Linked DNA regions of Mus musculus: region 1 is linked to region 2. A link is a loop called in an ENCODE intact Hi-C map of the cell type or tissue named here. Cell type or tissue: heart. All regions are shown on one strand. Links, peaks and the distances in the headings refer to the core of each region. The heading gives the core; the rest is flanking DNA.

Region 1 (15,888 bases), core at 3,654-11,653, 140 kb before region 2:
ATATCCTCAGTTATGCTAAAAAGACAACCATTTATTTTAAGTGTGTGCCATTCCGTTATTTTTAGCTCGCGCTAGAAATCAAAAGATTCATTTAAAGGGCTAAAGAAGCGAGCACCCGTTTAACTTGGAGAGGATTACAGAGGATGCCTGTGAAACTTACAGGTATCTCGGGCCCTAGCAGGAGTTATGTGCAGCCCCCCTGAATGTCTCAGATGTCCATTAAAATACCTGCCACCTCACTCAGTGCCTTTAGTGACTGTTCCAATAATGTTTAGCACAACAGCCTTCAAGATCTCCTGCCGTTGGTGAGGGAGTGCCATTCTGCTCCTCAAGAAAAACAGCCCTTTTCAGTAGTCAGTTGTCAATGTGGCTAGTTCTGTGTTTAGCATACAGTGGTCCTTCAGACACTCACCACCATCTGCTTCATCCGAGTAAATCTCTCACTACTCAGGTTCCTTACATCATACTACTCAGTATTTGTGTAAGTCAGAACTTGGGTTTGACATTGTTATAAAATAAGTTTTTAAAGAATGACCAAAAAGCAGATAGTGGATCCCTCCCCTGTTTTGTCTAGGTTTCCTGAAACAGTGAGCATTTTGCATGATAGATACTAAATCCTTCGAGAGACTAACATCCTGGAGGGGGTGACTACATGGCCCCTAGGAAGAAATTTTTATATATCTTTGTGTGCATGTATGCATAGCATATGTGCAAGTTTGTACAGGCACACACATGTGACATAGAGGACGGCTTCTGCTGTTGGTTGTTATTTTGAAATAAAATCTGTTCTGTTGTTCTCCAGGTCTTCCCTTGACTTGAGGTCTTCCAGGACCGATTCTGGCTCTGCCTCCCACCTCCTGGTGAGAGCTCTGAGATCACAGATACAGCTAGCTCCACAACTGGCTTGAGATAGACTTCAGTGAAGCGCTTTACCCACTGAGCCAAGTAGCCTTTGTCTGGCGTTCTTTTTGTAAGAGATGTATCCATTATGACATAATAATGTTTTCTTTATAATTGTGAATTCTAAAAGCTAAACAAGCAGACATATAAACAGATGAATGGGATAGCCTTTGACAGATGTTAGAAAGGCTTTATACACGGTATTTCATTTTAATAGGTCCAATTTACTTAAAATGTCTGGTCATGCCGTCATTTTCATTTCGCTTGTATGTGATAAAAATCTTATAATCAAACAGTACAGATTTGTAAATAAAAAAGATTTGCCTCCTGCTAGTAACATTGTGCTTACTCAATTGTGGTCTTCAGTCCCCCAGACCCCTGCCAAAATGGTTAGTTAAAGGGAAGAATCCTCAATTCAACTCTTGCAGCGCAGGAGCATCACAAAGCAAGGTCCTGAGCAACACTCAGACTCTTGAATCTTATCTTTCCCCGCATGGACTAGATTGACATGGCCCTTTCTCCAGCCCGTAAGGCCTCAGCTCTAAGAGAATGGGTAAGACGTTCCTACTTCCCCGGGAAGGCAGTAAACTCCAGCCTTTCCTCCTGCAAGGAACTACACAACCGAGACCCACAACACTCCAGGATCACAGCTGCTCCACCCCGGAAGTGACAACATCCACACACCTTCGTGCAGTTCCAGAGTTACATATTTTCGGAAATGGGTCTGCAGTTCAGGCTCTTACATTGTATTCTCGTCAGGACTACAGTGGGGATCTGTAGGAAAATCATTGTGCCCGTCCTCTGCTCTGTCACGGCTGCACCCTCTTCCCTCAGCCCTGCAGACTCAGGTGTGATGTCTCATGAATTCTTCAAAGACTTCTTCAAAGAATTCAGAGTCCTCTCTCCCTCTCTGTGTCCAAGAACCACTTAGATTCGCTAACATTTCAGAAAGATCTCTTGCTACCCAAGTCTTGGTTCGTTTTAAGAAACACAAACACTGGATCCTATTTTAAGGTTTCGCCGTTTGCCAGGGAGCCTGCGTCTAGTTTATATCGCTACACTTTAGAATCTTGGAATTGCTGAGCGTGTCATTTAACCTGACTGGGTCTCAGCTGCTTCATTTAATCGACCCAACAAACACTCACTGCTTGCTCTCTGTCAGCCAAGCACCTTGCCAACTCACGCAGGAACCTACGAAGGTTGCCCTCGGGGTCTGAGCTGTCTATAGCATGGCCGTGGAGTACTTGAACGGTGGCTAGCAGCTCCTGGGACTTCGGTGTAAGGTTTAATTGAATTTTCATTAATTTAAAATTTAAAACTGAAGTGTCGGGTCTGGAGAGATGGCTCAGGATTAAGGGTCCCTCACTGTTTTCTAGGGGATGCAGATTTGATTCCTAGCACTCACAGCAGACTCACAACTGTCTGTAACTTCAACCCCAGTGGGCAGATACTCTTTTCTGGCCTCTGTAGGCACTGCATACATGTGCTGCATACATACAAAGGCAAACCAATACAAAACATAAAATAAAGGTTAACAAAATTAACCGAAACCTCATTTGGTTACTGGAAATCTTTTGGTCTAGAACAACGCGAACAAAGGATCTTTTAATTTTGTGAAATATAAAAATAGATTAGTTGTTTCCAAAAAGAAAGAAAAAAGCATTAAACAAATTGGCATGCGCTGTTGAGTTATGCTTTTGGGAGACCCAGTAGACATGCCTATTAAGGACCTTCTACTTGGGTCATACTGGCTGGGTATATAGTCATTCCTTGGTAGTTTTCAAGGAACTGTTCCCAGAAGCAGCCCCACCCCTCAAATGACACTCAAAAGTACTCAAGCCCCTTCTATTAAACCATGAACATAACCCATCCTATAGCAACTCTAGAGCGTTTGCGGTTCCCTGGACACCGTGAATGACCTATAACCACTCAACTTTGTTATTTATGGAGTAATTGCATGAAAAGAATCGTACGTAGTCAGTACCGATGCACGTTTTCCCTAAATAGTTTCAAATTATACTTGCTTGAACTCACAAAGATTAAAACACTGAATGTTAGCGGCCCGACTGTACTAAGCTAAATAAGGCAGATTTTAACATTATTAGTTTCTTTTAAAGATTTTTATTTATTCTCTCAAAATTACATATATATTTCACAAGACTTTGTTATCAAAATATGAATAAGTTGACTCCCAAGGGCATTGTCTAAAAATAGTCTCTAGAGATTGCTTACATTATGGCTGCCCAAGGTAGTTCAACATCTGAAACCTTGCTGAAGCAGAGGGCTGGAAGCTTGGCATGCTGTAGGGCTGGAGGCGTGGCTTGCTGTAGGGCTGGAGGCGTGGCTGGCTGTAGGGCTGGAGGCGTGGCTGGCTGTAGGGCTGGAGGCGTGGCTGACTGTAGGGCTGGAGGCGTGGCTGGCTGTAGGGCTGGAGGGGTGGCTGGCTGTAGGGCTGGAGGCGTGGCTTGCTGTAGAGCTGGAGGCATGGCTTGCTGTAGGGCTGGAGGCGTGGCTTGCTGTAGGGCTGGAGGCGTGGCTGGCTGTAGGGCTGGAGGGGTGGCTGGCTGTAGGGCTGGAGGCGTGGCTTGCTGTAGAGCTGGAGGCGTGGCTTGCTGTAGGGCTGGAGGCGTGGCTTGCTGTAGGGCTGGAGGCGTGGCTAGCTGTAGAGCATTCGCTAAACTTTATGCAACCTAGGTCAACCCACAGTCTTTCTCCACCAAGAGAAGAAACACGAAGGAAAATCTAGGGAGAGAGTTGTATAGACAGTCTCTGAGTGATCCAATGTACTTCTGGGTTTCAAGGAGAGGTACTTTTTAAAACTATGAACCGGTTCAGAAAAGGCCTGAGAAGACCCCAGAATCTTGCTGCTGTGGGATCTGAAGCTTCTGAAAGTTGGGAAGTAAATTTTATCGATGAGTAGAAACCTTCTTCCTGGATGATTGAAAGTATGTCCCAATAAGCAGGCACAGAGCATCATGGCTTCTGGGTTAATTATTGATGCAAGATATTTCAGGCATTCTCAGCCTAATCTTAGGCTTATTGAACATGAACCAACGGAAAAGTTAGCAGCTACAAATATGATTTATTTGTAGATTTTCAAAACAAAATATATAGCGTTCCACAACAGAACAACAAATCCTGGGACAGAGGAGCTGAGCTCTGTGTTGGCCATACTATATTACTCTAAATGTCTGATGTTCAACAACAAGAAGACAGAGAAAGGATTTAAAATAACACAGCAAACAAGAACAGACATAACCCTGAACAACCTTTTCAGAGCACATACAGGAAAGAGCAAATCACATTACCCCGATGGTGAAGAAGAGAGAACCTGAGGCCTCAGGTAAGAAACTCTTGCCCATTTAAGTGGCTTTGCTTGGGAGGTTCCAGCCACCAAGTTTACTTCTAGCACCAAAAAAAAAAAAAAAAAAAAAAAAAAAAAAAAAAGACAATGGGATAGAGAGTTGACTCAATAGTTAAAAGCATGAGCTTTTATGTCAGAGGACTGGTCACCCTCACCACACATTGAACAGTTCACAACAGCTTGTAAGTCCAGCTTCGGGCGAACCTGATGCCTGATTCTGAGCTCTACAGGCATATGCAACCATGTGCAGACACACACACACTCTCACACATACGTGCACGCACACACGCACACACACACATGTGCACACACATATACACCGTTAAAAAATAATAATTTAAGTACAAAGTATTAGATTAGAGAGAGAAAAAGTAAAACTACTTTCATTGTCAGATAAGGATGAGGAGGAGGGGGGGGGGATGACGGAGGAGGAGATATTGGCCAGAGAAAGGAGAAATTGTCCAAGAATGCACACAGAGAGGGGGGAAAAAACAGCAAAAGAGGGGGATGGGTAAAGCGAGCGTATTAGAACTATAAAGATCAATATGAAATTATCAATTTTATTTTATACGCCAACAATGGACAACACAAAGGCAGTATCGAGAACTTGATTCCACTTAAACACAATGTCAAAATGAATAAAATATTGAGGAGAGAAATTGAACGAAATACATGAGAGACAGATACTGAAAACCACAGAACACCACTGAAGGAAATCAAAGAATATATAAATACATGGGAAAATATCTCATGTGTTTTAAATGAGGACAACGATGTAAAGATGGCAAATCCTGTGTTACAGATTCAAGCAAACCCTGTCCTGATCCACAGATTCAAGACGTGGCCCATCGCAACTCCGGCTGGCTTTCTCTTCCTTTTGTTTTTATTTTTTGGCAAAAGTTGACAAACTGATCCCAAAATTCATATGCAAGGGAATGCAAGGCAACCACAAGAGCCCAAATAATCTTTCAAATAAAGAACAAAGTTAGAGATGTCACATTTCCCAAATTCACAATTTACTGCAGCAAGATGGTAATGAAAACAGCAAGATGTGCCATAAGGATGGAGGCACAGGGTTCAGCCCAGTCCATAAGTCCAGCCGTATACTTGTAGTCATCCGTTGGTCATCAGTAAGAGTGCCAAGAAGAAAGAATGTGGAAAGAATGTGGCTAGGTACCCACATCTTACATAGTGAGGCTGGGCCTCCAAATGATATAAAAGATTAACTCAAAATTGATCAAATACCTAACAGGATATAAACCATGGAACTCCTAGTGGGAACCTTCTACATCTTCATGAGCTTGAATTAGGCCATAAAAGAAGAGAAAGGTAAACAAAGGTTCTTTAAAACTAAAGACTGACGTGTTCCAGAAGGCAGTAAAAAGTAGGAGATGCATCTGCTGTGCAGGTGCCGGCCTCACCCTAGCTAAGGAAGCTGAGGCGGGAGGGCTGCATATACACACCACACACCAACTGGGAAACTGACAGACTCCGATCTCAAAGGGAATAAACAGCTTTTTATCAGGGCTATGAACATAGCTCAATTCAAAGGAAAAGTGTTTGTCTGGTAAGGTCCTGAGTTCAATTCCTAGTACTGCATAAATGAAAGGAAAAGGAGAGACAGAGAGGGGAAGAAAGAAAAAGGAAAGAGGGGGAGAGAAGAGCAGAGGGGAGGAAAGGAAGAGAAATGGGAAGGAAAGGGGAGGGCAGAGGAAGGAGGAGGGGAAGAGAGGAGAGGAGAGAGATGACAAAGAAGGGGGAGAAGAAGAGAACAGAGAAGGGGAAGGGGAGGAGAGGGGAGAACAGATGAGGGAGAGGGGAAGGGAGGAGAGTAGACATCCCATGGTGTAGACAATGCTGGTGTCTCCACTGCCACTAGACCTGCACCTGCACCCAGGGCCTAGTGGCCTCTCCTCGGGATTAGATCCTGCTATACAGTGTCAAGCCTTAACTTCTTTCCATGACCCTTCAATCTTGGTGTTCCTATGGCAACTGAGACTGCACCTTCACCAATGGCTTCTCCTGGCCTCTCACAAAGCCTCATCGGCTCTGCATAGTCTCTTCAATCCTGCAGCCTTCATGACACCAAAACCAGTGTCACAAACACATTACCAAGCTCGGATGGCAGGTTGAGAGGCATCCTTGGCCCTCTCTGGACCACAGCTTCTGTGTGCTGACTCTGAGGAAACACCTTCTAGAAGACTTCGCCTTCAGTGATGAAGGTCTCTTGTTAACCACACCTGACTCTGGTCAACCAGAAACTACAGATTCTCAATTCAAAGGATCAGTGTGATGATCTTTGCTTCCCTTTGAAACATCACGATCCAGTCTTCCGTGGTCTGCACTGCTCCCTGTGTTATCTGTCAAGTACTTACAGAGAACAATCCTTTCAGCTCTGAGCACTTGATGGCTTTTCTAGCCAAAGTTCCAAATGCCACTACAATCCTCCCAAAGGCAACATGGTCAGGTCTGCCATGGAAATATTCAATTTATGGTGTCAATTTCTGTATTACTTAGGTTTCTATAAAGGGTTTATTTCAGCTCATAGTTTATAGTTCATTATTGAGCTAAGTCAGGGTAGGAAATTCAAGGCAGGAATCTAGAGGCGAACGATGAAGGAAAGGCCACAAAGGAGGATCGCTTACTGGCTCACAACCCATGGTTTGTCAGCCTGCTTTCTTAGACAATCACCTGCCCAGGATAATACCAGCCACAGTAGGCTGGGCCTTCCCACATCAATCATCAGTCAAGAAAATGTCCCCGCAGACTTGCCTACAGGCCAATATGATGGAGACATTTTTTTTCAATGTAGGTTCCCTCTGCCTTGCTGATAAATGGAAAGTATTTACTGGTGAGTCCAGGATTACTTTAGTGGTTTGTGAAAAAAAAAAAAAAAAAACATCCTGGAATTTGGCTGTGAAGATGCTCGAAGGACCCTGTGAACATGTTGAAAACTCTTGGATTGTTCACACAAGACAATAAGCAGGCAAAAGAGAAACAAAGCAAATGATAGAAAACTGGTAAGACAGAGGGATCGTGTAGGATGTATACCATTATAAAAACAACAACGTATCAACAAAGGTCTAAAGCACAAAGCATAGTTTATGTGGAAATCAGTTTTGGTCAGGCTCGGCTGAATCACAGCGTCATCTGGGAAGATGAAGTTACAGAGCAATAAAGTAAGATGTCAGAAAACCTCAGCAGCCCTTGTGGAATTTCAGGGTGACCAGGCTGCCCTCAGACTCACAGAGACCTGCCTGCCTGCCTCTGTCTTCTGAATGCTGGAACTAAAGGTGTGTACCACCATTGCCTGGCTCAGTTTAAATATTCATTACTATTACTATTATTTATTAATCAACTTTATATCTCCATAGCAGCAGGACCACTAACAACTGAGTGGCTACCTCTGACTCCGGTACCAGCCTTTGGACCCTGCTCCCCCAACTGGGTGGCCTTGTCTAGACATTGATTTCTAGCCCATGATTATTAGGTCATAGACTGCCACAGCCTGGGAACTCTATGAGTTGAGTAACTGAAGAGTGATGGAGCCTGGTCTTGAGGAGCAACGCTTAGGAATTACTTAAAACAAGGAAGCAAATAGCTTGGTCAGCCTTTACACATCGCTCTGACCACTCTCGGGGCATCCAGAAGGGTCTCAGCCTCAACAGAGAGACTCCCTCATCTGAGAGATAAAGGAATGTGAGCCATGACGTGAAGGTGCCCTTCACAATAACACACAATGGCTCCTTGACCAAGTGTGTCCCAGGTTTAAAAGAGGAAACAAAGGCAGAGTCCAGGTGGCAAGCCAAGAATGTTCAAGAAAAGAGCCGTGTCATATAATAGGATCCAAGACAATGGCCTTTCTGTGATGAAGTCATTTAGACCTTGTGGGTGCTTAAATCTGGCCGTGACGTAATCCTGATGTGTGGGAGTGTGTCTTTAACACATCTGCCTCTTTCACAATGCTCCGCTCATAGTAAATACGAATGGAACCCATGAACGCCTCTGTGTTTCAGTTTAGTTCCAGGGCAGCCCACAGGGTGGCCTCTGGTGTCTGTCTGGCAGGATGGATCAGAAGTACCTCTTCTAAGCTGGATGATGGCTCCTCTCTTCTCCCACTCAGTACCCTGGAAGCACTGTGAGTGAACTGTCGAAGCCCCTCCTTCCTCTTGGTTTAGGAAGGAGGGACAGAACATTCTCTGGTTACAGGACAAAAATTGAGGGTTCATTCTAGATTCTCTTACTCTCTCAGTCTCTCATTGTCCCAATTTGTCCGTTTCTCTCTCTCTCCTGAGGGGTAGAACCCTGTCCTTTACACATATCAGACAGAAGCCCCGTGACTGAACTAGACTCTGACTCTGAGCTCTTATTCTGAATAACCCAGTAACTGCATAGAGTCCACATCTTGCCCCAAGCCCCCTACCCCCAGCTTTGACCAACCACAGAGGTCCCATGAACCAATCTATTCAGTGACAATAAATGGATATTTCCAAAGGGTCTTGCCACTGGCCACTGGCCAGTCCAACCATTGGTGCCCAGTTTAGTGGTGGCCACCCCGAGCTTAGTCAGCACCCCGGTTGTACAGGGAAAACAATCTATGAACTTATCTGAGGAACAAAGAATAGTGAGAAAGAGCCATCGATCCTGGAGGCCGGAGAGGCCCTTTGTCAAGACACTTCCCAGTTTTCAATGCCTCATAAAGATACACAATGGGGACAGCCCAGTCACCAAAGGGGAGGAAATCCATTTATGTGTTCTGTATTGTTCCCCACATTAGGTCACCCCCAAAGGAAGTGCTGTGTGGCTGCATGGCGGCTGGGGCCTGATGCTGAATGATCTCCGGCAATAACGCTCGTGCACTGTATTATATTCTTAGTGCCTCGCTGTGGTTGTACTGCCTGGGTGATAACAAGAAGCTTTCAGCTGACATTCTGGAGAACTTCACAGGATCACAAAACTAATGCTCATTTAAAAAACAAACAAACAAACAAAAAACCAACAAGGAGAGAGGTTCTAGAAAATGTCTGTGGCGGTGGGGGTTCCTGTGGGGTTCTTGGCCCTGGTTTTTTGTTTGTTTGTTTTGGGTTTTGGGTTTTTTGTTGGTTTGTTTTTTTTGTTTTTTTGTTTTTTTGTTTTTTTTTTTTTTGATGGGCATAAAAAAGCTCCTAGCATGCATCTATAAACAGTATTTTGGTATTTTATTCAGATTTATTCTTTTATTACTAGACTTTGAGGAAAGACTTTCTTTGGATTAAATTTCTGCCGAGGTGTCTCTCCACAGGATGTGATCCTTACAAAGATGAGGACAGTCATTTTGCCAAGGGCACTGGGTATGCTCCTAAATTAGGCAGGACACACGTTATTCTCTTCATCGCAATGTAGGTCACTGCCTATAAAGAGAAGCTATGGAGAGATAGACCCTCTCACTGGGGAGATTACCCATATTCCCCAAGTGGCTGTCTCCACCAGGTACTAGGGCACACCTGGAAGATCACAATATTTGATCAAGGCCAGAGGCAGTGGTCCACACTTCCAGCATGAGGAGTCAGAGGTGACCCTCAAAAGGAAATACAGCTGCTTCACTTTGGCCAAGCACCCTGACCCAGCACCACCCTGGCTCCCTGACCTCCGACCTCTGCTTCCTTGAGTGCCCTGGGTGGTTTTAGGATAGGTTTTCCACTGCATTTTAGACTAGCTTTGAAGAACTCCATTGTAGATTCTCTGCCCTACTTCGCACATTCCTCCTTCCTCCCTCTGCCAAGAAGCTAGTCTCTCCTATTTCTGGAGGGTGAGAAGAGACCTTATAAATGACTCCTTTGGTACAGGAAGAATCCAAGCGTGTCCTCTCCCCACTACCCTCCACGAGGGGTCATGATGAATTGAAGCAGGATTCCTGTGTTCAAAGAAAAGGCCTAGCCCTGCCAGCTCTGATGACTTTAATTCTCCCCTCGGAGCCTCTGGTGGGATAATCGTTTCCTCTCTAGCCTTGGCCCGGACTAACTCACATACTACAAAGCTGCAGCTTGATGAGAAGACAGCTCGGCCATGCCGCACTGAGGCGAAGGGTTTATTTTATAGTAGCCTGCTTCTAGCACTCGTGAATTGGTGCCAAGACGGAAAACGGACTCCATATATAAACCTTACTACGATGTTACAGTGAGATGCCCCGGCTGGCTGGCCCATTAGTCCTCAAAGCTTTCGGCTCTTTTGTTTTTCTTTTTCTTTTTTCTTTTTATTTAGGGGAATTGCATGCCGAAATGGGGTGCTTAACTTTCTGCTAAATGGAATTAAAAGAAAGAAATAAATTAGAGTATGGGGATGCCGTCCTACCCTGTGACTTCTACTCAGATTTGCTGTACTGCCTAACATTTTCTCATTAAAAAAAAAAAAATCACCCGAGAAAGAGAAGTCACTGCTGAGAGTTGTGACAAAGCCCCCGAGACAGAGACCAACTGCACACATCCTGCTTTGAAAGCGGAAAGAACAGTTTTCTTTAGCGTTTTCCATTTTAACAGAAATCAGTTCTTTTCGGCAGGAAACAAAGCAACAGCAGCAACAACAACAACAGACCAAAAAACTTTCAAACAAATGAAATATCCTAGGATTATTCTCTAAACCAGTGATTTGCAACCTTCCTCATGTTGAAACCCTTTTAAAAATACATTTAGTCATGTTGGGGTGACCCCAACCATTACACTATTTCATTGCTACCTCATAACTAGTTTTGCTAATGTTATGAATTGTGATGTAAATATATGATATGCAGGATATCCGGTATTCGACCCTATTAAAGGACGTTTTGATTCTTCGGGGGTCTCGACCCACAGGTTGAGAACCACTGGATCGTACTTTCTTCTATATATATTGGACATGGAAAGCCATCCCTTTTACTCTCTTTTTTCATTGTTTAAAACAAGGCCTCCTATAGCCAAAGACAGTCTTGAACTTCTGATCTTCTTTTTGTTGTTTTTGTTGTTTTTTTTGTTTTTTTTGAGACAGGGTTTCTCTGTGTAGCCCTGGCTATCCTGGAACTCACTTTGTAGACCAGGTTGGCCTCGAACTCAGAAATCCATCTGTCTCTGCCTCCCGAGTGCTGGGATTAAAGGCTAGCGCCACCACGCCCGGCAAACTTCTGATCTTCTTGTCTCTGCCTCCCAAACACTGGGATTACAAATCCCACCCCCACTAGGCTAGTCCTTAGTCTCTGTATGTTATATTTATTCATTTATGTATGGGGGTACATGTATGTGATATAGCATGGCATGAGAGTGGGGAGGGAAGTAAAATCTTGTGGTGTGAAAAATTGCTTTTCTGCTGCCAAGCAGGTCCCAGGGATGGAGCCTTTACCCACTGATCTAGCATCTCTCCACATCACTGGCACAATACACTGACCACAGCAGAGTCTCCCTGGTAGTTTGGTCAGCATCTCCTGTGATTTCAAAGTTCAGCTAAATACATTCTGTCTTTATCGAGCCATGTCGATAAAACCTTTCCCCCTCCCTCCCTGTATCTCTGTGTTCCTGAAAACTACAGGAACCACTGTAGACGCCACTGCGGTCTGTTGCATCAGTGCCTCGCTGGGCCATTATTTAAAACAAATTCTGAAAGCAATAAAGCTTTTCCCTTTTGTAAACGTATCGTAGTTAATAGGCCTGGGAACATGCAGAGATGCCAAATCTGGAGTGGACAGCCTTGATGACTTCAGCCTGTTCTCAGCTTTTGATTACAATTTGATTTCCTTTGGCATCTAAAGACAAACTATTTTAGTAAACAGTGCTCTTCCCTAGCAAGAGTGAGATCTGGCTACTTGGACAAGGACCTGCCCACTGGTCAGGCAGTGTGCCCGGGCGCCTCAGCAAGAGCAGACACACTGATTTTGGAAGATGGGCACAAGGTAAGAACAAAAGAGTTTTGATAGCTCCACAAAATGCCCATGTAGGACGTGTGTGAGAATCTCCTATGTCCACTAAGATAATCCTTGACATGTGGTCCCATTTACCACAGCGAGCCATGCCTTTGAATGGATGGATGCCCTATAACCAGATTGTGTTGGTGTATTTCAAAATAACCTACTTTATTCAGAGTTCTGTTGTTTACCCTTGGTGTTTTCCCCAGGTGGGTGGATATCCACACCCACCTCTGCAGCACCAATAGCATCCCCTCGTGGTTTATCCATAGGAACCACCCTTGGTTTCATCCCTCCCCGCACGTCATACTCTAAGGGTGCTCCCACAGACTTCAGCTTCCTTCAGCCTGTGAACAACGTCTTTCCTAGGGAGTTCATCTGAGGTTCCAATTTGCTCGTATCACCTTCCCTAATTACTCGGGGAGTGCTCATAATACTTCTGCTCATTTCGTATTAGCAAATTGGCTCACCTCCCATTCTCCCAAGGAGGATTGTCCTTGTGTGTGAGGCAAAGGGCGTGTACTACTGTTCTCTTGCCAGACACAGAGAGAGGCCCTGGGCCTCAGGGAGTGCTCAGGGCTTCTGTTAACCTCGAGCATGCCTTGGGCTAAAGATTGCTGACTACATACACTGTGCCCTGTGGACCAGTCCCATCAAAACACCTCTAACAGTGCGGAAGCCTCAGTAACAAGGAAGACGTGTGCAAGCACCGTTGAGCCTAAAAAGAATTGGGATGCCCCTCACCCAGAAAATCACTGAGACATTTCTAACTAGTCCCCCTTAAGTCCTGTACTGATGCCTGGCTTCTGAGATTCTCCGGCCACTGCTGCCTAACTGTCTCCTTTCTATTTCCAAGCTCCACATCTCTTCTGAGCAGACAAACAAGGTGTTTGGGTTTTTTTCTTCTCACAGATGGCGGTTCTGTGCATCGAGTCTGAGGTCCTCAGTTCCATCATTTACATCAGATTTTCATCTTAACAGAAACCTATTACAGATGGCAGGCTTAAGATCACAGATGTTGCCTTGATTTTGGAGGGATTTCCACAGCAAGTCGGACTCTCAAGGGGCAAGAACTGCTGGAGATAGTTGGGGCTTTTGGCACTGAGTCAATTTTATCATCCACACCCACATCGGAGCAGCATCCAGGAGAAGCACAGAAGGAAAATTACCTGTTAAGTGCTCGAAAAGCCAGAACTGTTTGTGCTTGGCTATAGTCGGGGAGAAGTTGCTTCTTTTTCACGTAAAAGTTTTTTGCATCAGTGCTACCATTAACAATCCAATAAAAGCTTGGTCAGAATGGGCTTTATACATTTTGTATGTAACGGTGAACTGTAAATTTGATGGGGAAAGGGAAGTATCATTTATTAATCCCTGTTCATTTCTCCTTATGGTCAGTTGAGTGGCTCACTGACAATAGTAGAGGTTTTTTTTTGGTTTTTTTTTTTTTTTTTTTTTTTTTTGTTTTTTTTTTGACAGGCAGGGATAACTCAACAATGGAAGACTCCATGCCGGACCTTGAGCCATTTCTAATCTATCAAAGTAATATAAACCCCAAAACCTATCCACAAAAGAACCTGCGTGTTATGCAGATCACAACCCAAGGATATAGTATTAAGTGCTGTAGGCATGACTGGACCATCTGATACATCGGATCTTTGTAGAATTACATCACTTCCCAACATTTGTGAGTGTTCACTATAGGAAATGTAGAAAACAGTAAATAGCTTTGGAAGGACATAGTGAATATTCACAACTCTACTCATCAACAATGCAAGTAGTCAAATCTACTCAGATGGCAAATTTGCTGAGTATAAGGGAGCACTAACTTTGTCATGGGCAAAGGATACCATCATACTTTCCACCTGAGCATTAACTCAAGAATGCTTCTCTTACACGTAGAACTCTTGTAGCAACTTGTGCCTCATGTGTCTGTTAGTACCCATCATGGTGGATATGGAAGGAAAAATAAGAGATACTTGTATTTAATGTTGGCAAATACCAGGTACAATTAAAGTCCTTCTTTAAGAAACAGTCGAACACACACGAACACACACACACACACACACACACATACACACACACACACACATACACACACACACACACACACACACACACACACACATACACAGAAAAAATATTAAAATAGAACAGGAGCTCCAGAGGGATCTATAAATACTCGAGACAGACAGTGTATTGGATCGTCATCTGAGGATGCAGAGAGAGGCAATATCTCTGAGCATTATTAAACGGAGACCGTAAGAAATGCTTTCAAGTTCCTGAAACTCGTTATAACAACAATATTGTTTACAGCTGTTGTTTCTGAATATTTTTGTTAGCAAGAGAGTCTTAGTTTTCAAATCAGAGACTCCAATGTAGAAAATTCTGTGAAGGGTAGGCTTGGAGCTGGGTGACTCCAAATGCTCAGCAGGAAACTCGGCTGGGCTTCAAGCCAGTGGCTGTACTGGTGACATGAGTCTTGCATCTTCATTCTCCAGAGGTTGGAACTGATCGACCTCCCTGCTCCTTCCCACCTTGAGCTAGAGAACCCCTGGTATATACACATCAGGTGGATGGATTCATTTTGAGCTACTCCTGAACTCAGAGTCAGTCACATATTTGGACATGCCTTCCCAAGATTCCCTCTAAAGCTTAAAATGACAAAACAAGAGGGTGAGAGGAAAGGTTCTTGCAGCTAACAAACGATTAGCTGTGTGGGCTTTCTCAGAGCCCCTGGATAGGGAAGGATGGTAAAGAGCTAACCCAGACCAAGGCTCTGTCAGGATACACTTTTGTGAGGTAAGCTTACTGCTTTGATCCATATGTGTAATTATCCCATTTCTCTAGTAGGAACAATGAGCGTTGAGAGTTAAACACTGAAAAATTACACAGCTGGTTCCAAGACCCAGATCTCACTACTTTACAAAATGTTGATTTCAAGGACTGGTGTATATCTCAGTGATAGAGTGCCTGCCTGGCATGGGCAAAGCTCTGGGATCCCTTCCTAGCAATAGACACACAGACACACACACCAGAGAGAGAGAGAGAGAGAGAGACAGATACGGACAGGCAGGCAGACAGACATGCATCTACCAACACATGGAAAAGGAGAGCCCATTCTAGGCCAGTTTTCCATATGTTGCCCACTTCAAGTTTTTAATCTCTTTTATAATTAAAACTTTCAAAATATAAAATTAGGTCTTAGAACAGATTCTAAAATCTTATGTGAGACAATTTCTGAAAAGAAGTTGAACAATATGCTAATGGTGTTGTCTGGAAACAGTAGGGGAGAATGTTTGATTTTACATTCTTTTGTATGAGTGTGTTTATGCTGGGTTCACAAAAATAGCTAATTCTTACTAAAACATAATGAAATTAGTTTGTTTTAAAGGAGGTAAGCATAGGTCCCCTTTTCCTCTGCACAAACACACACACAAGTTGAAGATTCATAATTCTTTTTTTTCCTTTATGATTTCTCTTGAATTCCCACCATAAATATTTGTGCAAATGACTGGAATAAGTATTATATAAATGAGAAAACAAGTTGTTCTTCCATAGTTTTTTCAATTTTCCTGCCTAGACTGCACCAGAATTGAGCCCAGCAGAACCAGGAAACCTCCTATGCCAGTATTCTCAGGGTTTCCTTACTTTGGAAGAGTGATAACACAGCATTCACATGAGACCAGCAGGCCTGAGAGGTTTCCGAGAGCCAGAGCCA
Region 2 (15,888 bases), core at 4,828-12,827:
CCAGGATAGCTAGGGCTACACAGAGAAACCCTGTCTCGAAAAACAAAACAAACAAACAAACAAATCAGATAAAAATAAAAGGTCACCTAGCCTGGTCCCCTAACTGCATTAAATCTAGCCTGTGAGCTCATTTGGTTGTCTCTCTGTCTTGGTAATGGGGAGATCCCAGTATGCTGGACTTCTGCAGAATAAAATATTCTTTGTGTTTACATACTATTTTAGTTTGGAGCATCATTCTTCGGCTAATCACAGACTCTTACAGTTTTCTGTAGCAAACCAACTCTCACTTCCAGCTAAGGGAGCATCCACTGAAGCAGCAAAAAGCTTTAAATGCTAGTGTCTCCAACAGGACTTCAGTTTGTTTTGTGTTGTTGTTTTGTTTTGTTTGTTTGTTTGTTTGTTTGCAATAAGAACCCCACATTTTCATTTTGCAGTGGGCTCTGTACACAGTGTGACGTCCCAGGGCAGCAGTGGTCACTGAAGCAAGGGGCAGTATTACAGAAAGAGGCGATACCAAGGCTTCTTTGCTAAATGGATAGAAAGAAAACATGAAAACCTTACATGTTTATGGCCAGTGGATGGGTGTGGGCTCAGGAGTCAGTGTCTTGGGTTCAAGCAGTCATTCTGTGACTTAGCAGTGGACCCTCCTAGACAAGAGGTCCAAAGCCACCAGCTTCTTGCCCTAGCTAGCCCCGTAAAGTAAAGGAAACAAATAGGTCAGTGGTACCTTAGGGTTAGTTAGGGTTTCTATTGCCATGAACAGACACCATTACCAAGGCAACTCTTATAAAGGACAACATTTAATTGGGTCTGGCTTACGGGTTCAGAGGTTTAGTCCATTATCATCAAGGTAGGAGCATGGCTGGTTCAAGGCAAGCATGGCACAGGAGGAGCTGCGAGTTCTGAATCTTGTTCTGAAGGCGAATAGGTGACGACTGCTCCCACTTGGCCAGGGGGATGGTCCCAAAGCTCACCCCCACAGTGACATACGTCCTCCAGCAAGGTCACACCTACTCCAACAAGGCCATAACTCCTAATAGTGCCATTCCTTGGGCTAAGACTATTCAAGCCATCATGGCCTCCCACGTGCTGGGACTAAAAGTGTACTTCACGTTGATGCTTGGGCCTGCTAACCACAGCAACTTTCTTTCCGATACCTTAAACCTTATATCCTGAGCCCTCCTCCTTTGCTGAATATGTGTTTGTTTCTTTGTTTCTTTTGAGACAAGATTTTATTTTATTTTTTTAATTAATTAATTAACTAATTTTTACACTCAGATTTTATCTCCCCCCCCCACTCTCCTACTGCTCCACATTTCATATCTCCTCCGCACACCCCTGTCTCCATGTGGATGTCCCCACCCCCCAACCCCCACCTGACCTCTAAACTCCCTGGGTCCTCCAGTCTCTTGAGGGTTAGGTGCATCATCTCTGACTGAACACGGACCCGGCAGTCCTCTGCTATATGTGTGTTGGTGGCCTCATATCAGTTGGTGTATGCTGTCTGTTTGGTAGTCCAGTGTCTGAGAGATCTCCAGTGTCCAGAGTAATTGAGACTGCTGGTCCTCCTACAGGATCGCCCTTCTCCTCAGCTTCTTTCAGTCTTTCCCTAATTCAACAACGGGGTCACCTGCTTATGTCCATTGGTTGGGTACAAATAACTGCCTCTGACTCTTTCAGCTGCTTGTTGGGTCTTCTGGAGTGTGTCATGCTAGGTCCCTTTTTGGGAGCGCTCCATAGCCTCAGTAACAGGAGACAAGATTTTATTATGTCTCAGGCTGGTCTTAAATACGTCATCCCCTTAACTCAGCCTATCAAATGCTAGGCTTACATATATGAACCATCATGCTTGACTCTCAAGTATTCTAGTGGGCACAGTAGGAGGCCTTTTTCACAGAGAGCTGAAGGAGCTCATGTCAATGTCTCCGTACTGGCTGGTTGTGTGTCAACTTGGCACAAGCTAGAGTCATCAGAGAGGAAGGACCCTCAATTGAGAAAATGCCTTCATGAGATCCCCCTGAGCTGGTGGTCCTGGGATTTATAAGGAAGCAGGCTGAATAAGTCATGTGAAGCAAACCAGTAAGCAGCACCCTCTACGGCTCCTGCATCACCCTACCGCTAGGTTCTGACCCTGTTGGAGTTCTTGTACCAACATCTTTCATTAAGGAAGAGCAATATGGAAGTGTGAGCTAAACAAGCCATCTTCTTCCCAGCTTATTTTTTGATTGTGGTGTTTTTGTCATAGCAACAGAAACCCTAACTAAGGGTTGTTCATGACCAGCCAGGGTCACAACAGCAAGATGTTGTCAGAATACCGCCGCCATGCAAGGTGAAAACTGTGAGCATGGACAGCAAAGGAGACCAAAAACAGCAGCAGCGCTCTGATAAATGACAGTTTTAATACTAATGAGATAGAACTGAATTGAAGGATCGAGACTGTACGTGTTTCTACTTCACTCTGTCCTAGACTGCTGTGTGTGCCACAAAAACATCTTCTCAAATGAATGCTCATGCTAAACCCAGTCTGGAATTGCTAATGTTCTGATTGGCGTACTTGCAGGAAGAAAGCAAATCATAGTTCTGGGAAAGCCGTGGGGACCCCACCCAGCACAGCAGCCCTCAGTCTTGCAGTTGAGGAAATTAAAGGCTACAGAGGTATAGCATCTCGCTCAGAATAACAGAATGGACACTGCAGTGCTTGTCTGTCATCTTAACTAAAGTGCCTGCCTGTCATGTGCTTGAGAGGAAAATGCAGGGCAATCGCACTTTTGAGGGCAGCCTACAGAGCAAGTGTGAGTCCAGTCTGGGTGCCATTCAGGGCTCCACAGTGACATCAAGTCTCAAACATGTAGATGATAGATAGATAGATAAGCAACTGAGTTGTTAAGAACACTGGCTACTCTTCTAGAGTCCTGGGTTTAATTCCCAGAACTCATATGGTAGCTCACAACTATGTTCCCAGCCCAACACGTTTGGCCTATAGAACAGTATGTGATGTTCACATACATATGGAAGGAGACACTCATACCCATAAAATAAGAATAAACCAATCAATAAAGAGTTAAAGGTAGGTAGGTACAGCTGGTAGACACAGCTGAGAGTTTAGACAGTGTGGGCTGCTAGACATGTGACAGAAGAACCCTTCAGCAAGCATCATCAGCTGGCCAAGCAGGCACATTGCCTCTTCTGACTTCTGCCATCTGGTCTTCTCAACTCAGCCCCAGACACTGTAGGGCAGAGGGCAGCCCCTCGAACTGTGACCTGCCTGAATACCTGGTCCACTTCATGTGTAAAAAAAAAATGACCACTTCATGGTGACTTTCAATTCCGAAGTCGGAATAGGAAGTGGCTTGTATTTCTTCCTACTACAGACTTTTGGATGGTGAGCTAGGAAGAAAAAAAAAATCCATTCCCAGTTTATTTTATCCTTACTCCAGGCCGATGAGTGCCAAAATACTCTGTTTGATTTCAAAAGAGAAATGAAATAAAACCTGGGTCTGAGTTTTAGATGGCTGCGGCATAGACTTTTTGAGGGGCGATCACTTGGCAATCTCAGGAGGACTTGTTAAATGCCATACAATTTCAGAGGGCAGTAAGCACTTGTGTAGTAGTGCAGTGGCCCAGGGAAAATCTAGGTAATTAATCACACTCATCCCTTCTTTCTGCCTCATGTACATTTTCTCATCAGGAGGTTTTTTGTTTGTTTGTTTTTTGTCGTTGCTAAAAATAAAAATATGACAAGAGACTTTATGTATAAAAATGTGGATATTTTAAAGTGTTTTTTTTTTTTAAATAAAAGTAAGCTATGTGTTTCTCTGATCTGAAGACCAACCTGGCTGACTCACTTTCAGTGTGTCCTACCTTAGCGCCATGCCCCTGCCTCACGATGTAGATGTCCTCTAAGGGCCCTTCTGTTGACGGCTTGCTCCCCAGACTGATGCACCTGAAAGATGGTGGAAGTGTTAGGAGAGGGAGTCTAGGAGAAGCCTGAAGACCACGGCGGTGTACCTGGGGGTGGGGGAGATTCCTGCACCTGCTCTTCTTCACCTTCACTTCATGGTCCTATGTTGTGTTGTTTTTCTATCATGTGCTCTGCCAATGGGATATGTGTGCCAATCCCATTTTACCAGAGCAAACAGGATCATGAATTATGGCTGCAACCTCTAACATAAATATTTTCTCTGTAAATTGATTATCTCCGGTACTTGCTATAGTAATGAGTAGCTTACTGTCCTAGTTAGGGTGACTATTGCTGTGAAGAGACACCATGACCAAAAGCAACTTTTTGGGGGAAGGAAAGGGCATATTTCCTTGTTTGTCTAAATGTAAAACAAACAACAAAACTCACGCAGACCTTAGAATGTCTCTCCTCGATACAATAAGAACAAGCTGAAGAAACAGAAAATCAGTGAGTTTTCTTAGCTCCATCACAGGACTGTGGTCACTGGATGAACCACACACGACACCTTGAAAATGGAAGAGGCCCTTCAACATAACAGCAGCCACGTCATATCTACAAGGACTCACACCAAATGCTCCAAATGATTCATCAAACCACACTACAACACTCCTATATATACTATGCTTTCCTATACATAGTGCATACCTCTAGAGGGTTTAACCAAGATGGCTACTAAGTAGTTGGGGTAGGCGGCTTCTGCTGTATGGGTCCCCTGAACAAAAAGATGATTTGCATGCAGGGAGGGTGAAGTACAAGACCTTATCCTGCTCCTCACAGCACTGTGCTGGTTCCAGCCTGAGACCCATTTGCTTCTGAATTTTCGGTAGAATGTGCTTAGACTGCGGTGGACCTTGAGACGGCTGAAGCCACGGGTGTTGGAGGGTTAGGTAGAGAATGCAGACTACTTTGCTTGAGGCTGAAGCCCGTGATAGGTGGAAAGACTTTGATGGCTGCTGGAGACGAGGCACAGATTAAATTGAGTTAAAAACTCCTGGGTGCCCTGTTGGTGTGGCGCACATTTGCTTGTTTTTTTTTTGTTTGTTTGTTTGTTTTTTCCTTCTGGGACTTTTACGGTTTCTCACTATAAAGACAGAAGAAAAGTCCTCTCATGGTTGCCTCAGCCTGAGAGACACTTGTGAAGGACACAGCCCAGGGGCACAGGCTCATGCCTACAAGGAAACCTGAGTATAGCACACACTTCCACATCACCCCAGTGAGCTTCTGCGAAATAATGGGACTACAGGTAAAGACATGCCAGGGCCAGGAGCTATGGAAGGAGGAGTTTCCAGGAAAACCTAGACCCTGAGAGAGACTAAGACAGAGTCCAGAAGGAAGGCAGGGTGGGAAGGAAATCAAATGGAGATGGGGGAAGGAGCCTGGCTGAAGCGGAGAAACTGAATTCCAACATGGGCCAGCTAGCAAGACGGCTCAGTGGGCAAAAGGTGCTCGTCCCCAGCCCTATAACCTGGGCTCTCCTTCATACAGCCAAAGAAGAATGGCACTCCCACAAGTTCCCTCTGACTGCCTGCCATACATGTACCATGGCAGGCACACGTGTGTGTGTGTGTGTGTGTGTGTGTGTGCATGTGCATACACACGTGTACATGCTAAATAAAATAAAGGGAAAAATTCCAGTAAAGTTATCATTTTCATGAGGCCCCCTTTCCAGCTACAAACCTAGTTTCCTAGGAAACCATGAACAGTAAGACATATTCTAAACCCTTCATTGAGGCTCCCCCTCTATCTTATCAGACTGCAGAATCCTTTAACCCTGATTCTAAGGAGAGGCAGGTGAATCTCTGGGAGTCCAAGATCTGACTGGGCTACAGAGTGAGACTTTGTCTTAGAAAGAAGAGTAAGAATTAAAAAAAAAAAAAACAGAAATATGAGGGTGGTATTCACATCAGAGTCCCTAGAACCACAGCTGGCTGTCAATCACTTCAGTAATATCCCCCTCTCTGACTGAGAATTGAAAGAGGGACAGCCCCCGTATCTGTCCTTCCCTGGGAAATCCCTGTCAGACCTACGCCTGGCACACGGGAAGCACTCATCTAACATGAATCAGTGGGCATATTCTAAACTACAGAACAGCAAAAAGAGATACTCTTGGAGGACCTGACGGTGGGGATGATTTTGCCCATTGAGCAAGAAGAAAAGGCAACACAGGGGACTGCCGATCACTCATCGGCATTCAAAGTTTTGAAATGGGAAAACTCCCTAATCAAGAATTTCTCATCCAGCAAGGTGATTGTCCAAATGCCCTGGAGAAGCAAAGACACCATTAGTAAACCAACACAGGAGAAAGTTACTAAGGAAGCGACTTTACAAGGAATGGTGAAAGCAGGTCTCCAGAGGGAAGGAAAATCTCTATAGAGAGGGTCGGAGAATGTGGAAAAGAACGCTATTCAGCTGTCCTTCCAGTGCCTTCCTGTTGGCAGAGTGGACTTATATCCAAGCCGGGTGCCCCCAAACCACGGGGAAGGTCCAGAAAATGTCCTACCTTTTGCGTTCAGGATATGGCTGCTTGCAAAGACAGCCCCCTTCCTTATGTGCTTCAAATTAGGTTCTCTGAAGCGCTCTTGCTTTCTGTGATGTGGCTACACACAGGCCCTTTATGGTCTTTTCCTTGCCTCCTTCATGAGCTGACTTCTTTTGTCTTCAGGGAGGAATGAGAATGTGTTTGCTAGTCGACCTTTTAGTTAAGTTCGCCTCTCTTCCTGGTGTCTGTGGCCTTGGCCAGCCTCCTACTCAAACCTTCTGGGTGCTATCTCAGCTCTCCTTCTCTGCACCAGAGCTTCCAGAAATACTGTCTTGAGAAGGACCGCCTTTTCCCTAACTCTAAAAACTCCCTAACCTGATCGGTACAGATGAGCTGGCCAGGGCTTCTCTGTGCTGCAGTGGTCCACAAAAGCCTTCTCTTATGATGTTTACATTTACATTTGCTCTAGATTTGGCCTTGACTTTGGACTGGTTACTGGTCCCAGCTCTCAGGGATCAGCCCGTGTTACCACCTTGTCACTGTTCTGTGATCCTGTGCAATTCAAACAAATTTCTGGGAAGGAAGTCCTGTGCCTTTCAACCTGGTACCATCAACAGCTCTTGCTCTGCCATTTGAACAGGATGGTCCCAGATCCTTGCATCTCATACTTGTGTGTGCTTTTTGCACACAGAAGAGCCTTTCCCTTAGTAAAAGATTCTGTTAGTTTCTTCCTGAAGCACAGGAGAGCCTTCTTTTTTGTTTGTTTGTTTGGTTGGTTGGTTTGGTTTTTCGAGACAGGGTTTCTCTGTGTAGCCCTGGCTGTCCTGGAACTCACTTTGTAGACCAAGCTGGCCTTGAACTCAGAAATCTGCCTGCCTCTGCCTCCCAAGTGCTGAGATTAAAGTACCATGGCCGGGCTGAGAGCCTTCTTTTGTTCTGAATACACTTAAAATTAACCTGGGATGGTATTAGATCTCCCAGCCTCCATTTCAGATGAAGAATTAGATATCTGGTCATTTATCTTTAGGGGAAAGGCTGTTTGCATTGTTCAGAAAAGAACAGTTTCAGACTGAAACAAAAGGTAGTTTTTGGAAGTTAGAGTTCTCCAGATTCAATGACCAGAGAGAGCTGTGATGAAAGTGGCTTACTCTGGGTTGAAGGTGTGCAAAATCCTGTCATTTAAAATTCTCTAGAAAGCTGTTTTACATTACTATGGAGGCCAGACAAGATTGTTGTATTTATTTACTGATTCATGATGCTAGCCAAATGTCCCCTCACCCTGTGTTCCAGGTGCTGGGCCTGGCATGGGTTCACTGCTGAAAGGCAGATCAGGGGACTGTGCCTCTCTCAAGGGGAATTTCTCAGCAAGACAGAATATTGCTAAAGTGACTGACAGCCAGCTAAGGTACTGAAAGTCTGATGGTGGTGTTACCCTCAAACTCCTGTCTATCTTGAAACACAGGATGGAATGTCTGCAGATGTCATGAAGATGAGGGTGCTCTGGAGCCTGGAGGGAAACTACACTCAACTCTCATAAGAAGGTGGTACGGGCCAGGGCACTTGCTCAAGACCTTGGTTTATGCCGGGCAGTGGTGGCACATGCCTTTAATCCCAGCACTTGGAAGGCAGAGGCAGGCGGATTTCTGAGTTCGAAGCCAGCCTGATCTACAAAGTGAGTTCCAGGACAGCTACACAGAGAAACCCTGTCTCAGAAAAAAAAAAAAAAAAAAAAAAAGACCTTGGGTTACATCCCCAGCACCACACACACACATAAAAAGAAAGAATGAGGCTACGATGGTGATGGTGTACGCCTTTAATCCCAGCATTTGGGAGGCAGAGGCAGGCAGATCTCTGAATTCCAGATCAAACTGGACTACAAAGCTAGTTCCATGATAGACCACAGAGCTGTCCAGGGCTGCAGAGAGAAACTGTCTCAAAAAAACCTACACATACACACACATACAGAGAGGTAGAGTGGAATCCTTACTGCCTTTGAACCTCCAGAAGAACCCTTCCTCTAAACTTCATGAATTGGACCTAATATGCAATGTTTCAGCATTAAAAGGTGGGCCCTTTGGGAAAGAGAGTAAGCCCTGGGGCTTTGGTTTAAAAAAAAATGCAACTAGTGTGTTTTGTGTGTGTGTGTTTTGTTTGGTTGGGGTTTTTTTGGCCTAGTGTTCTTAAGATGTTTACAAGGGAACCCTTATCTTATGCATTCTTTTCCCCTCCTAAGGTCTCCTGCTGGAAGCTCAGACAGAATCCTTAGCACAAACAGATCCACTACTTAATAGAGTTCTCAGCCTCCAGAACTGTAGGAAACAACTTTCTCTTGGGTATAAAATAATGAGTCATTGGTATTTTGCTATAGCAGCTCAAAAACTAAAAGACTCATTGAGATAGGCCACTACCCATTTTTCTTTTCGATGTCTTTAAAGAGAGCTATTGCTCTCTGGGACTAGGCCTTGAGCTCATTATGTAGTCCAGGCTGGCAAAATCCACAAAACTGTAACCTTTTAAATAAAACTTTATTAAGAGCATTTAACTGGCTCTAACATATACATTCTTAAGAAAACTTGGGACTCCTCTGGGCATTGTTCTAATTTATTGTTTGTTTACAATAAATTATTAACAATTTATTAATTGTTCTGGTTGGTATGTATGCATGCATGTATGTATGTATGTATGTGTGCAACCCCAGCTGGCCTCCAACTTACTAAATAGCCAAGGCTGACCTTGGACAACTGGTCCTTCTGATCCATCTTCTAGGGGCTAAAATTCTGGGCATGTACCACCACATCCAACTCACAATTGATACATTCTCAATGCTGGCTAAGGAAACAACAGGACTTTCCCAATTACTCGGGCCTTATCCTGTCTTTCAGCCAAGGCTCATCATAAATATTCTCCAACTCCTAAGGTTTTCGTGGGTCTTGTTGAGGTGAAAGTTAAAGACCTGAAGGCTGGCCAGCATTCTTCTCTTTAGTTGCCACGCAGCGGCGGAAAGAGCCGAGCGCGCTCGGCCGCATTCGCCGGCCCTCCTAGGCGACGTCGTCAGGGGGCGGGGCTCGTGCCGGCACGCTCGGCGCGGGGCATTGTGGGAAGGGCGGCCGGTGCTGCCACAGCTGCCATCTTAGGGACTCCGGGCCGGGCCTGCTAGGCCTTCGCGGCGGAGGCGGCCGTGTGCGTGGCGGGTGCGCTTGGGGCGAGGCGGAGGGTCCGCGGGCGGGGGGCCGCGCTTCCCAGCGGCGAGGGGGCGGCCTGCGGCGGGCAGCGGGCGACAGGCGGCGGGCGCCGCGCGGCGCGAGGATGGGCCGGTCGCGGAGCCGGAGCTCGTCCCGCTCTAAGCACACCAAGAGCTCCAAGCACAACAAGAAGCGCAGCCGCTCGCGCTCGCGCTCGCGGGACAAGGAGCGGGTGCGGAAGCGCTCCAAGTCCCGGGAGAGCAAACGGAACCGGCGGCGGGAGTCGCGCTCCCGCTCGCGCTCCACCAACGCGGCGGCATCCCGGCGCGAGCGGGAGCGCGCCTCGTCCCCGCCCGACCGCATCGACATCTTCGGGCGCACGGTGAGCAAGCGCAGCAGCCTGGACGAGAAGCAGAAGCGCGAGGAGGAGGAGAAGAAGGCGGAGTTCGAGCGACAGCGAAAAATGTGAGGGGCGCGCGGCTGGAGGCGCGGGGCGCGCTCACGGGGGCCGGGTGGGGCGGGAGCGCCGGCCCGGAAGTCCGAGTTGAGGGCGCGAGGCGGGAGGTTGGCGGGGCTGCGGATCCCCGGGCCCGAGGCGTTGGAGCGCAGGGCACCTGTGCGGGGGTCCGTCCCGGGGCGCGCCCGGCTTGAGAGTGTGGGCCCTTTCTGAACCTCCTTTCATACGGTCGTTCAAAGACAGATGCACAAAGTTGCAGCGGACACCCGGGGTGCCTCTCCGGCCCCTCTCTTTTTTGTCTTGGCCTCAGCCCCTCTAGTGAGCATGCTTGACCCTACTGTTGACCCTGCTGTTTGCCCGCCTAAATGCTTCTAGTTTCAGAGCGCTCTTATCCGAATTTTTCACTTAGGGCAAAACCGGTTCCCATCAGGGGACTGGACTTGAAATTTGGGGGAAGATCACGTGGTTTTGAGTGAGGCGGCTTTCGATGTGAAAGTAGGTGTTGATGACCCAACCAGAGTAAACTTGAACGTTGTGAAGTACTTTTTTAAAAAAGATGTGCCCAGCCCCCCTCCCCCCCCCCGCCCCAGCCACGTGGAGCAATAATACTAAGCATATGTGTTCCCTGTTAAGCCAGCCATCGTTTCCGGAGTAATTAACTGAAGACTTGAATAAGTGGTTATGAAGCAGGAACTAGGTAGTTTGTGTATATGACTTGTGTAGGGGTTTCTATTTTCTGCAAAAAAATAGAAGGCAGATTTTTGTGGTAGGCAGGTTTTCCAGAAGCCCCTAGGAGGGAGGTAAGGGATTGAACACAGCGAAGCACTGTAGTGGAACTGGGGTCTTGGCTTGTACTGTTTCTCAGTACACCTTGGCCACATAGAATCCTGTTAGGATCTGGAACAAGCCTGTAGCTTAGTAGAACATAGACATAGTTGTGTGTGACAGTTGACAGTTCTCCACGTGAAAACAAAGGAGTCATCACATTGCACGTGGACAGCATAGGATGAAATGAAACATCGATAGAGCTGTGTTCAACTATGCCATTAGCATTGAGAAGGGAAAGGGACAGGGCTGGCAGCCAATGCTAATACTAAATTCTCCATATCCACTAGACACTGCTCCAACGTGGTCTAATGTTTTGCAGAGAATACACTGAAAAGACAATGGAGATGGTGCCTTGGGAGTGAGGGAAAGTAGTTTGCTTACAAATATTGGTTGGCTAGTTCATTCAGCTAGTTTACTGAACCTTTAATAAGTGCCAGGGTCAGTTGATAGGAAGATGATCGATTTGCTCCTTCTGACATGCTCTAGCTCAGATGGCTGGTAATACTATAGTAAATTCAGCGGGAGTATCTCATCAGGAATGCAGGGTAGGCGATGGTGAGGCTGTCAGGCCTGTAGGGTGTGTGTGGACCAAAGGAGTAAGCTGTCTTCCTGGTTCCCTGAGAGAACAAAGTGGAAGGAAGAATGGAAAAGGAACTGACTGAAAAAGTATTGAGTATTTGTATTCGTACAGTTGGGTGTGGGATACAGGCAAAGCACTGGAGTTAGCTGTCAGGTTTATAGTGTTATTACTGCAACTGTTCTCTACCTTCCGTTGCTTTAAATGAGACCAGACTGTCAGGCAGTGTAGTTGAGAGGGAAAAGCAGGAGTCTGCCCTTGACACACCTAGGTTCTGTATATAAGAAAGAGCTTAGCTAACTAAGGTGGTGACAGACAGGGCTTTACTCTGTTAATAAAACCTGGGGAATAGATAGAGTGCCATGGGGACTATATAAAGAGAAGAGCAGTTGGTTCCAAGGATTGAAAAAAACATCAGGGAATGTATATTTGCAGTAAAAAAAAATAGTCCAGGGTGGGACATGGTGATGCTAAAAGTCTGTGAGTGCCTGGAATGTTTTCATGGAGTCTGGAGTTAGATGAGTAGACTAGTATAATTCCAAGGCCTTAAAGAAATCATTTGAGTTCGTCTGTGAAATGGAGTCCCATTTTATTGTGAAGATTGGAGATGCTATCAAGTACTTAGTTCTTTTCCTGAGAGTGAGTCAGTCAGTGTTACTGAGTATAACTGACCATGCTTCCAGGCACAGCTTGCTGAATAATTCAATAAGAAATCCAGTAATTATAATCTTAGTTCATTAAAATAATTCAATAACATAATTAAAAGGTGGGCTTTTACATTTTCACATTTTTTAAAAAAGATTTATTTATTTATTATATGTAAGTACACTGTAGCTGTCTTCAGACATCCCAGAAGAGGGCTTCAGATCTCTTTACAAATGGTTGTGAGCCACCATGTGGTTACTGGGATTTGAACTCAGGACCTTTGGAAGAGCACTCAGTGCTCTTAACCTCTGGGCCATCTCTCCAGCCCCCTTATTCACATTTTTGAGGAGCTAATTCACATGGCTCAAAATTGAATCAGATCTTCCTCTTGCCCTTGGATCTCAGCCAAGTATCGTGATCTCCCATCCATGTACTATACCAATATTAACATTTCCTATGTATTCTTTTAAGTTGTGCTAACTGCTGAAAAAAGATAACGAATAACCTGTAGCAAATCATATCATTGGCCTGGTAACTTCCTCCAGCCAGTGACGTCTGAGTTTCAATTCTTAGTGTTACCTGAATTACAAATCAGGAGCCCAAGAGTATCCCAGGTGAACTGGAATTCATGATTCTTAGGCAAATAAGCAGAGCTCATGTTTGAGGGTAAAGAACTTTGGAATGAATTTACTCCGTGAGCCTATATATTTCTGGAGCTTAGAGCTTTTAAGACAGTGGTGGAGCAGCACCAAGACCTCTGCGTCACTTTGGTACTGGTTCTCTTCCCATCCTTGCCTCACCTTTTTCCTGGAGAAACTGCTGGGTACAAAAGATTTAAGCCCATTAGATTGCGGGTCTGTTAAGGTTCATTATGTCACCACACAGCATTCATCCTGTTCAGTAGAGTGGCTATAATTTACCTCAGAAACAGGAGTTTTAAATAATGGCATGCTACATAAACACAAGTGGCCCAGTGTTTAGTACCTTGTTAGGTATGAAGTAATTAGTGTTTACTAGTAATTACTAAGCAATTCCTACAGGTTCCAAGATCTGAGTTTCCTTGTTTTTAGGATGTCTTAAAATACAGCATCAGTTCTACCTAGCGAGCAGTGCCCTCACTTAGCCAACCCTGGTTTGGTTTATTTAATCAATTACCATCTTTGAAATACATGAGAAAAATGAGGACCTGTTGCCACTTGATAAAACCTTGATCTTGATTCAATAACTTGTCCTAGGAGTTTCTTTAGCTAAGCACTGGGCTCCAGGGATGAGACAAAGATTAGAGAAAGGCAAGATTGAACAACCTCTCTTCCCCTTCCCAAGGAACCCGTGAGCAAGGCACTCTGGCACTGAGGGCAGCAGCTTTTGAGGAGAGGCTTCAGAGAATCTGTGAGTCTTTCTGTGAGATCAGGACCAGGGTTGCTTTGGCTGCCTTTTGAAGAACGATTGTTGGTTTAATGGAAGGGTTGGGCTAATGGTGTTGTTATTGTTGGCTTCCTGTTAACTTTGGCCATCAGTGAAGATGATGTACTCTAGTTGCCTAAATTGGTTGTCTGTGTGCCTGTTGGTTTTCTGAGTTTTATGTAGAAAGGGAGTAAGATAATATGGCCTTGAACTTTTTTTTTTTTTTTTTTTTTGCCACAGACTCTAGAAACAGATTCGATATTTATCTCTGGGTCCTGAAGATGCATTTTTAGTCTTTTTGAGAATAATAACCAAAATTATGTTCTGTGAGGCTTGTAGCAGTGCTGAGAAGCCCGGACCTTGCCCACTCCTCATTTATGGTGCATAAATAAGGTTATTGGAGGCATGCTGGGGTGCCTTACAGTTCCCCCAGGAACAAAGGGAGACCAGCAGCCCTGCTTTAGACTATAAAACCTCTGAGCTACACTTAGATAGATCTGACACCTTAGTTGAGCAGCTTATTACCTGTCACCTGCCCTCTGGTGTGATCACTGGGAATAAAGACTGCCATAGCTGACAGGTAAAGCTGCTTTGACTCTTGCTGAAAGTAAAAAGTTGAATGGGTTTGGCTTTTCATACCAGCCACATCTGTGGGTGGCATTGCTGTCTCTTGCTCTATTGCTTAGGGGGGGCTTGACTGCTTGTTCCAAAAAAGGGTCTTTTGCACTTTTACCAAATACCTGGTAAAGTGACTGAGAGCTTCCTGTTCTTCTGATGAGCTCTCCTAGGCCTTTATCTGCCTGCCTGCCTCCCTCCCAGCCTGTCTCTGTCATCTGAGTCTTGATGGGAGCTGCTTAGCACTCTCTGCCCCACCTCCCCCTGATAACTAAGTGGAGTTCCTTAGGTTTTACCACATTGAGCGTCATGATTTTATAGAAGGAACGGAAACTTTGCATGTGCACAGTAATCTTTGTTATCCTCATGTGGCCCAAAATACAGTTTAAAGTTGCTGTCGTAGTCCATCGTTCTTTTTCCTTTTCAGTAGATAGGAAAACCACTCTATATGATTGCTATTAAATTGAGATATGTGTTCATTGTCTTTGTTTCTCATGGGTAGTTTGTCATTTTAGAGGATATCTGCTGTTTCTTACCAGGTGGCTTGACAAAGGGCTTATTCTAATTATTTCTTTATTTGATAGGAAGTTAAAAAGGAGGGATGTGTTAAACCTTAGGCTTTCATACACTGTTGGAAAATTGTAGTTGGGAAGGAAATATTAAAATTACAGATAAGTCCTTACACTGTTGGAAATAACTAAGACCTTGAGGAAAACCAGACTTACTGTCCTACCTACTCTCTCTCGTAAAAAGGAGAGGTAAGTGTAGAAACTGAAATGATGGGATAAGCCCTTGGGTAGGAATTGAGTCGAAATATATCAGAGTGTTTAATGCTCATGTCACATGAGACTACAACATCTTATATCAGTTGAATGACTCTCATACTGTATGTCATACTCTCACATTGTATGTCAAATAGATTCTAAAGGTAAAAGTTGTAAGGTTTTTTTTTGTTGTTAATTTGATAATTTGGGGGAAGTATTAATAAATTGCCCTCTTTTGGTTTTAGATACATCATTAAGAACCTTTGAATTTGTTCATTCTTCACATAGTACTGCTTAGCCCACTGCTAGGTAGAAACATGTGATCAGAATGTGTGTCTTACTACTCTCTAGTAGCTATACTTAAAGGTCAGTGTGGTGTTAACGTGCTTCCAGTCTACCCAAAATATTTACATTTAACATCTGATTAAAAATGGAAGATCATTTCAGGTTTTTCCTCCTACCAACCTCAAAATAGATGTATGGGACCAGTGACTATCAAAATGTACAATTTTTCTATGACAGTCCTTTGGTAGATGTTTTAGAAAAAATTTATTTCCAGTCAATAAGCACACTGTGTCAATGGAATTAAAATAGTGAGAATACTAATATACTTAATTTAGCTTTGATAATACAATAGATTTTTACCTTTCTATTCTGACCTCCAGAACAACTTTAAAATATCCAAGAGGGAAAAGGCACAGCAGGATTAGAAGTTCAGAACCCAGAGTAAAGGCCACAGCTGTTAGTGGGTAGTCTCTGTTGTCTGCTCTTCACTTACGGAGCAGGCAAAGTGAGTGCAGCTTCCTGCAGCTCGACCTTGGATAGAGCCGCTTAAGTGCACCATGGGCTCTAGCAGAGGCAGATGCTGTTTCAGATCTACTGTCCCTAATAAATCTAATGATTTAGATTCTTTTATGCTAACTAGCTTTTCTAGATTTAAAATGTGTGGACTCCCCCCCAAAGATTTTTATCTCCA

What was found. A loop is a pair of places that touch in the nucleus more often than their neighbours do. Peaks named below come from ENCODE experiments on the same cell type or tissue, not always from the same donor. Only the 100,000 strongest peaks of a DNase experiment are listed, where the experiment ranks them.
Region 1: a loop joins it to region 2, with 2.3 times the contacts of the local background. A loop is called at or near these places in 2 of 42 quality-filtered maps.

Annotation. Positions count from the first base shown.
Region 1 is chr8:8,823,818-8,839,705 of GRCm38, reverse strand. No RefSeq gene overlaps it. Among named protein-coding and RNA genes, the nearest start is that of Gm39127, 110 kb to the right of the region's middle. In heart, for the core only: a CTCF peak has its summit at 8,312 (motif pointing left); no DNase peak of the experiment used is centred there.
Region 2 is chr8:8,684,176-8,700,063 of GRCm38, reverse strand. Arglu1 (arginine and glutamate rich 1) reads left to right here and starts at 9,527. Exons shown (of 4, transcript NM_176849.3): 1 at 9,527-10,087. The coding sequence starts at 9,747. Mir7654 (microRNA 7654) reads left to right here and starts at 9,902; the gene lies at 9,902-9,971. In heart, for the core only: no CTCF peak of the experiment used is centred there; DNase peaks (open chromatin) are centred at 9,513 and 10,093; H3K4me3 peaks cover 3,079 bases; H3K27ac peaks cover 2,005 bases.